Regions from separate parts of the Homo sapiens genome. Here region 2 is linked to region 1. Evidence: chromatin loops called from intact Hi-C (ENCODE). Cell type or tissue: dorsolateral prefrontal cortex. All regions are shown on one strand. Each heading gives the region's core, and the rest is flanking DNA. Links, peaks and the distances in the headings are about the cores only. Region 1 overlaps NTM (neurotrimin). Region 2 overlaps NTM (neurotrimin).

What was found. A loop is a pair of places that touch in the nucleus more often than their neighbours do. Peaks named below come from ENCODE experiments on the same cell type or tissue, not always from the same donor. Only the 100,000 strongest peaks of a DNase experiment are listed, where the experiment ranks them.
Region 2: a loop joins it to region 1, with 2.9 times the contacts of the local background. A loop is called at or near these places in 1 of 110 quality-filtered maps.

What each region holds. Positions count from the first base shown.
Region 1 is chr11:131,859,926-131,864,319 of GRCh38, forward strand. The region is part of intron 1 of NTM (neurotrimin); the gene reads left to right. Among named protein-coding and RNA genes, the nearest start is that of NTM-AS3, 35 kb to the right of the region's middle. In dorsolateral prefrontal cortex, for the core only: no CTCF peak of the experiment used is centred there; no DNase peak of the experiment used is centred there.
Region 2 is chr11:131,760,553-131,764,946 of GRCh38, forward strand. All of the region lies in intron 1 of NTM (neurotrimin), which reads left to right. Among named protein-coding and RNA genes, the nearest start is that of NTM-AS1, 99 kb to the left of the region's middle. In dorsolateral prefrontal cortex, for the core only: no CTCF peak of the experiment used is centred there; DNase peaks (open chromatin) are centred at 258 and 2,349; H3K4me3 peaks cover 716 bases; H3K27ac peaks cover 2,048 bases.

The DNA.
Region 1 (4,394 bases), core at 304-4,303:
TCCCCTTTTCTCACTTCCTCCCCACTCCCCCTTTGTCTGGAGGTTCCTTGGCAGAAAGGAACATGTGTTTCTTATATGTGAGTAACTCTGATATCTATTAGAGTCTGCTGAGTGCAGAGAGCTTAGTCACTCCTGGGGGATGATGCGTCTATATCGGGCCTCAGCTCCTATCTACAGCCTCCGTCAATGTCAAAAAGATTTCAGGGCAGGTGTGAGGTTTAGAATTGAGGGAAGGACAAGAGCTAGTGAGACAGCCTTCACTGAGAGAGGGACTGACGGGGCCCCCATGACCATCTCGTGTTTGGAGGGTCTCTGGAAGGGCTCCTGAGACTCAGCACACAGTGCTGCTCATGGCTGGGCTTTATTCCTGTGCCATGGTGAGGACACAGGGCTGGATCATAAGGGGTCAAGGCACAGGCAGAGTCTGAAGGAACCCATGTGAGACTTTCTTATGCTCTTTCCGTCCCAAGAGGGTCCCACAGAGCCCACTGTCCCTCCACAAAAATGCAGCAAAACATGTGGGATGTTTCTGCCCAGGGAAGCCCAGTAGAGACTCAGAGTCTAAGGTCTTAACTGGACGCTGGTCATATCGTCACCCTCTCCCTAGCACTTACTAACATACCAGATTCCCAGAAGGAAAATACGTATTCAGCATAAACCACATTGCTTGCACGGATAATCTAGGCACAAGGAGCCACGCTTACTAGTTAACGAACAGTGGAAACCTTCCTGAAATCCAAGTTTTCTGGTGCCAGCCAAGGACCAACCATGCAAGCAGGCCTTTCTAAGGGCAGCAGGTCCCAGGAAGTACACTTTCACCACCCCCTGAATTCTTAGCTACATTTCCTTGGTAGAGGTGATGGTGGGGCTACATCATCTTTCTGATTTGCACAACCTTCATGGACACACGTTTATCTCCCTGTCTCTTGCTGGCTACATACTTATGAAAAAGGCCTGGCTGCCAGAGGCATGATAATGCCAAAGACACTGATGTCCACAACTGGGCACCTCCTTGTGAGCTGGCATCACTTAGAATCGAGCCTGATTTGCCAGGGGCTTTTGCACCCTGTCGGTTGGCCTCCACTTCCCTTAGGGTGTAATCTTAGTCCCCTAGGATTTCTTCAGCCCTACCCCTGGCTTTCTGGCTTTCCCATGGGTATCCTGTTACTGAGAGCTGAGCATGAAGGGGACAGTGGAGTCAGAAAAAATATCCCTGTCAGCTGCCAAAAGAAGACATCATTTTCCATTGCATGTGAGCTCTATTATGAAGAGCTAGGAAGGGCCTACACATCAACACCAAAATATTAATAAAAAGAAGGCTGTACGGTCCTATCCCCAAGTGCTAAAAAGACTTTAGACCAATGTGACCTGTGGTATAATTGCACAATTTCAAGCAGCCTTTCTAAATTAAAACGTAATCCCCCAGCAGTGAGGGGCTTGGGTGGCCCCTCCCCCTCCCTGGGATTCATTTCTCTCTTCCAGGCCCATCTCTTTCCTGCCGTAAATCTCTTTCCTTCTGTCTCTCTGTCTGTTCATCCTTCTATGTCCTCTATCTAGCTTTTCCTTTCTTGATAAAAATTAAGGAAAAACAACTTGATAGATTTTCCGATAACCTTCTAGAAAGTCTCACCGGGTTACATTTTGCTTTAATAGCATTTAAGCCAATCTGCCTGATGTTGCTGTAAAGGTCAATTAAATTCACCCTAAAAATTTCACTCCTGGCTCATTATACAATTGGAAAATGAATTAGAAGCACATGCTGCCCCTGAGGTTTCTGATATTTCACTAATGAATATGTCTTAAAATGCAAAAAGAAAAAAAAAGAGAGAGAGAAAAGAAAAAAAGGTGTTGTAGGCCACACAGCAGCTTGCAGTGCTACCAGCTGGTGCAGAACATTGTCATAGGCAGTGGTCTGAGACTAGTGAACACTAGGTAGGCCTGTCTCCACTCCACATTCAGAGGTGTTCACAGGTCCCAAATGCACGTGGGTCTGGTCAGCTCTTCACCACTCCTCTGCACATCCAGAGCCCACTGTTAAACCCCAGGGGAGGCATCCAGCTCACCTGACTCTTCGTTGGCTGCTCTTAGTGCGGTCTCAAGGACCACAGTTCAGTTTAATATCAGCCTGAGCAAAATGTGATTCTGAAGGTAAATCTACAAGGATCTTTGTGGGCAGAGCACGTGTGTTGCAAAGCCAGGTCTCAGTTGATCTGGGGATTCTCAGACTGTCTGAGAATTTTAGCATTGTAACTGTCTGAGGAGAGAACAGCCCTGTGGAGGAGGGAACATGTATTTCTGGGTCACTCTGAGGGCACAACTGGGGCCAAGAGTACAGAGAACACAAAGTCAAGTTTGAGCCCGACTTAAAGAAGTAATTTTAACTGACTTTCTCCCCAACTCCTGACAAAAGAAAGCCATCAGACAAGATAGCAACTTCCTGGTCCCTGAGGAAGGCTTCAACAGAACTGAGCAACCCTATCCCAGGAGTCCATGTTTCAGGTGGAAGTCTCCTTAATTCATTCACTCATTTCTTCATTCTGCATATTTATTGCTGTGTCCTAGACAGTACTAATCTTGAGAATGAACACAATTGCCTAGTTGTTATGTATGAATCGAGGGTTGTTTTTTATTTTTGTTTGATGGTAAGGTTATATTTTAAAAGAATATACCATATCTAAGTCCCTAGTTTCAAAAACTGTCCTAAAATTCAGATTTTTGCTCACATTGGAGTTGTAAAGGACTTTCATGTTCCTCTTATAGCAAAGGCTGTGACTTTTCTGCTTTCATGAAACTGCAAACTGGTATTTATTTTAGGACAAGATGGCTCCAAACCTCGAAATATGAGTTATTGGATGTCTGTCTTCAGGTTTAAGTATAAACCTAGCTGAATTGACTAAAACATATAGAGACAATCTCTCAAGCCTTTCAGAGCGGAGAGAGGAAGTCTGGTTGCTATCCTCCATGCCTCACAGATGTTCCTATAGGATTTTAGGATTCCAGACTAGAAGTGACATTGAGGTCATCTCACTGAAGCTTATCCTGTCTAAAACGAGGAAGCTGAGGAGGCTTCCCTTGGGTAGTACAAGAACAAGACATTCTTCAGCCAGGGTCTCTAGACTCAAGAGCAGTGTTCTTTCATGGTACCATATTGACTTCCTCCATTTGCAAAATTGTGCTACTCACATGTATGGTGTTTTGGAAGGTGGAACCAAAATTTCTAGGAAGAGTGAGATTGCAAACCATCATCATGTGTGTTGAGAGTGGCCAATCAGGCAGTGAAGAAAGGGGGAACTGGTGAAGCCCTGGGCATTTCACCTCAGGGCTGCTGTCTCTGGCACCCTGATGGTGCTCCTCAAAGCCTGCTTCTGAAAGATTTCATCCAGGTGTTGTTGATGTTTCCCATTCCATTTCCTGGTGTCTCCATGTCCTTTTTCTTTATTGCAAACCTGGTGTCAGCAGATGTTCTTGGGGTCCTCCTGACTCCACTGTGCAGCAGGCTGAGTGCAGTCAGACTGTCATTGAGAAGTACTGTAACCTGGGTCCAGGAAGCGATGCTCCAAGTCACTCAGCCACTCCTCAGCATCACTGACACTCAGCATTCTAACCTTGGAACTGCAGAAATATAGTCGAATGCAAAGGCCATGAGCTAGAGATTCATGTTTGAATGAGGAAGGGGATTTCCCTTTCCTTCTTTCTAAACTGAACCTGCAAACCATAACATGGAAAGCTGAATACTGTCCTGTCTGACGTCCACAAGAGCGGGATATGGAGAAACATGAGCACAGACTCAGGTCCCTCCCTCCTCCCATCTGCCTTCTCTTCCCTAAAAATCTTCCACAGGTTCAGGATGTCCTGCTGCCAATCAAACATGAGCTCCCATGCCACATGGCTGGGGAGGACCAGCCAGCGCTTGTAGGCCTGGCAAAATTGAGGATGCATTTTGATTTACTCACATTTAAATATCAGAGCTAGTTTTGATGACATACTATGTAACTGAACATAATCAAGTTTCAGATAAACCAGAGCAGGCCCCAAAAGTGCACCTGATGAATTTCCTTGTAGAAATGGAGTGTTGGCAGAATAAGAAATGGAATGCATGGAGTGCCCAGCATAAGAAGTCGGGGGTCAGGGAGGAAAGGAGGGAAGGAAGGAAGAGAAGTGAGAGGCAGGGAGTTAGATCAGTCAATCACACAATTACCCTGAAGACAAGAAATAGAAGGACTATCTAATTTAGGATGTTATATATCCTCTTGAAATGTAAAGATTTAGACAAGAAAAGGGGCAGGGGAGAAAAGCAATCCAACGAAAGACGAAACAAATCCATCAGGGCAGGATCCATCAGGAAGGAAAGAGTGTGGAGCGACTCCTTTGCTTAATGCGGGCTTCTGGTCAGT
Region 2 (4,394 bases), core at 124-4,123, 100 kb before region 1:
CCCGCTCAGTACAAAGACGTTAGTCAGGGGAAGCATCTCACACTGCACTGTTTCCACGCACTGACGTTGGCAGCGGCTAATAGAGATAACCCTGCTGAGACAGTCAGTGCTGTGTGGGGGCCGGGGAGGGGCCGGGGTTCCATCTCCGGGAAGAATCTCATGGGATCTGGGCCCTGCAACACAAGGGCCTTTGAAGTGAGACGAGGAGGAGCCTCAGGAAGGGTCGCCGGGGTGACTAAAGAAACCTGCGGAGGGAGCTAAGGAAACCTGTTCCAGGGGACGTTGGAGCGTAGGAAGAGGACTGTGCCCACGATGCTGGAGAATGATCTCCACGTCCCTCCTAAGCCCCTGTGACAGTGACGTCTTCCTTTCTGGGGCTCTAGGGAAAGGAGGAGCCTTCCTAGCTCCTGGGAGAGAATTATCAGGGCTGCTGTTGTTTTTGAGAAAATAGCTGCAACCCAGCCAAAACCACCGGGATGGAGGGACTCTTAAATAAGATGTTTCTCATGTGGGGTGGGCAGGGCAGGGGAAGCGGGGAGGACAGAACTCTTGATGAAAACTGGTGCCAGACTAAATCAGAGACGCCGTGAAAGTGGCAAGAGGCAGGGAGGAGAATCGACTTTGCAGGACCTGTTATGCGTTACGGCTTTTTCTGTGTGAACACATCCTATTCCTCACAGCAGTTCAGTGTAGTAGGCTTATTAGTCACATTTTACAGGTGCGGTAACTGAAATTCAGAGGGCTGAAGTCATTTAGGATCCACACCTAACAAGAAGCTGAAATTAAAACCCAAGGGTTACAGATGGAATGTTTTATATCCCCCTCCCCAAATTCCTATGTTGAAGGCCTAACTTTTAGCATCTGAATAATGGTGTTTGGAGATGGGGCCTTTGAGAGGTAATTAGGGCTAAATATAGTGATGAGGGTGAGGCCTGCGTGATTGGAATTAGTGCCCTCATAAGAGGAGAAAGCCGGGCACGGTGGCTCACGCCTGTTATCCCTGCACTTTGGGCGGCTGAGGTGGGCAGATCACCTGAGGTCGGGAGTTGGAGACTATCCTCCTGACCAACATAGAGAAACCCCATCTCTACTAAAAACACAAAAAAATTAGCCAGGCGTGGTGGCGCATCCCTGTAATCCCAGCTACTCAGGTGGCTGGGGCAGGGGAATCGCTTGAACCTGGCAGGCGGAGGTTGTGGTGAGCAGAGATAGCGCCATTGCACTCCAGCCTGGGCAATAAGAGCGAAACTCTGTCTCAATAAATAAATAAATAAATAAATAAATAAATAAATAAATAAATAAATAAATAATAAATGCAGAGGAGGAAGAGCGCGCATGCTCTCTCTGTCTCCTCTCTCTGTCTCTCTCTTCACTATGTGAGGATACAATGGGAAGGCAGCTGTCTGCAAGCCAGGGAGAGATCCCTGATCAGAGCCCAGCCATGCTGGCATGGCACCTTGATCTTGGACTTCCAGCCTTCAGAACTATAAGAAAATGAATTTTTGTTGTTGAAGCCAACCTGTGGTTGGCTATTGTGTTTTGCTATAGCAGCCCAGGCGGACTAATACACCAGGTTCATTTGTTATCAAAGCCCCAGCACTTTCGGCAGCACCCTAGCGCCTCAGGAGCGCCCTCTTTGGTATCTGAAGGAAATGGACACTCTTTGCCTAGGTTCCCATGTGGCTCAATAGAAAAATAGTACAAAGAGCCCTTAGAAAAGTTCCTATGGTCCCAGGATTGTGGGAATTGTCTCTGCTTATTTGGAGAAGGACCCTATTTTCACCCTCTTCTGGGGCAAGATAAAAAGGATCACAGGATTAAAGTTGGGATACCCAGGGGTGGAGACAAAATGACGACAGAGGGTTTGAGTTCTACATGTTCTTCATCCCCGTAGCATAGGGACATGGACAGATGGGCAGTGTGGGCTGCATGCAGGCCAAGGGCAGGTTGGCGCTGAATACTGGAAAATGACGACCCGAGCTGGAGGACCTGAAGCCGGGCAGTCTGCTCCAGCTCCCCAAGTCCAGCAGGTGTGACGGCCCTGTCGCCCTTCCCCTTCCTTGGCGTGGGCCTCTCCTGAGGCCGTCCTTTTCCAATCACCAGGTTTGCCTGTCAAGTTGAGCCAAGTAACAAGACAGGAGTCAATTTGTTCTCCCCAATAGACTGCTCCTCTGTCTATTCCCAGACTCCCAGGTGACCCCATTATGATAATGCCCAGCCTGACTGCTCTTAGAACAGGCCTGATGGAGAACTGAGAGCTTCCTTGAAATGTGAATCACAGAGAGGCTGGCAGCCCATGGCTCTGTCCCCTGCTGGCTCTGGACAGGAGCCTTCTGCCTCCCCATTGTCACCGCTGAGCGATGCCATGTGCTTATTCATGCTGCCTGCTGCTGGCAGCCCGGGAATGTCGCATCATGCCATCCATTCAAACAACGGGCTCGGTTCTGCTGACACCCAGGGAGACAGGCGGATTCAGGGTGTGAAGTGTGTTGCCATCACTTTGGCATCCCAATCTGAACTCAGTCTTTAGAGCAGGGGCTGGTTTTATGGTCCTCAGGTAGGGGATGGTGCCCCCACACCAGATCTCCATAAACACACCTTTACATAAAACCCAGGCAGCCTGACTGCCAAGCTTTGGTATAAAAAATTAGCAAGTCAGTCAGTCAACTGGATATTTGATTTAACATCAAATATTTTAGTCTTTCCAAATATTTGGATATGTTAATATTATGATAACCCAACCAAAGAAATGTGGTGATGCAAGATTGAGTGTCTGAATAATTTTCAAAACAGTAATATTCTCTACCCTGGCAAGAACTCCACCCCACGTGCACCCACTAGTCATTGAATCAATGCAGGTCGTTGAAGAGTAGTTATATAACACTTAGCCAAGACTAAAGCTAAATTTTGAGATAATTTAAAACACAGAGATTAAATGTATGCCACACATGATAAGCTGTTCAGTTTAGGGGATTATATTATCCAAGTGATTTATAGCCTTACACAACTTACTTTGTGTTTCGGGAGTGATAAAATCCCTATACATGTCTGAATCTAGAATGGGAAGCTGAAGAGCTCTGGGTACTACAAACCCCAGGGATCCTCATTCCCAGGCCCATGCTGCTCTGCTTCTTATCCACAGGCCCATCTCTCTCTCTTTTTTTTTTTTTTTTTTTTTTTTTTGGCATTGCTTAATGATTTCCTTTTCCCCTCCATTCTGTACGCTGCTTTATATAGTGCATGTCCCTGTAGTTCCAGGATAATTTATTATTTAATTATGTAACCATTACATAATTCTTCAGCTTTAGCCTTCAATGTTTTCATTGTTGTTAATATAACTGCTATCAAGACATGTAAGTTTTATTTATCGTTTCCATTGAGGAGCAATAATTATGTAACTCTGCAATTCTGCAACGATTATTTCTATTTGTTTAATTACATAACTATAACAATATTAAACCTCTAAAACATTTGGTGATAGATTTATGGTGAAGATGCTAGGAGACAGCAATAATAATGATGTATCAGAGTAATAATAAAACTAAATAATAGCATTAATATTAATATTAATGGCCATAACAGTAATAAGCGGCAACATTACCACTTGCTTTTTGTTCACACTGTATTTGGTCTCTTTAATAGATTTCTTCCCAAATCTCTGTGGTTAATTAGCTATATAACATTTGGTACTCAGCAGTGGGTGCAACTTCATTTCCAGACTTTACCTGGCAAAGCTGTGCTTTATAGAACACCAGATGGAACCGGTCTCTTTTGTCCTTTTTTATCAGGCTTGGAGAGGGCAGATTTCCTTCTTCCTCATGTCACCTGGGGACTTCCATAGACAGGATACCCTGTGTTGAGAGACACAGGTGTTGTAGAATCCCAAGAACCCGAGATGTGTTTGGAAAGCAGCTGTCGAACTGTTGGATGAGCCGTTATGGTGGAGAGAGCATGGGGTTTGGATTCCAACAGATCTGGACTGAATTTTGGCTCTGCCACTAACTGGGTGACCTTGAGCAAATTACCTAACCTCTGTGGACTACAATTTTCTGATATCAAAAAAGGGGATAATTATATAATACAGTAATGTCTGCATTGCAAGACTATTGTGAGAATTAAATACAATCATGTGTGCAATTACATGGGGTATAATTGATGCCTGTTGACAGCTATGTTTTGGAGCTACCAGTTGATGAGATTAATGGGAGAACATGACTCGAAGTTGCTCCTTCCTATAAATCACCTTGTCCTCACCCTCCCAGGAGCTCCCTTCTCACAGATGCCCCAGAGACATCATAACAGTTAAAGAGAGCTAACCTCTAACACAATGAGTGATCACTATGTGCTGGACAAGTCACACACATCATCTGATTAAATCATCACAGCTATCCTAT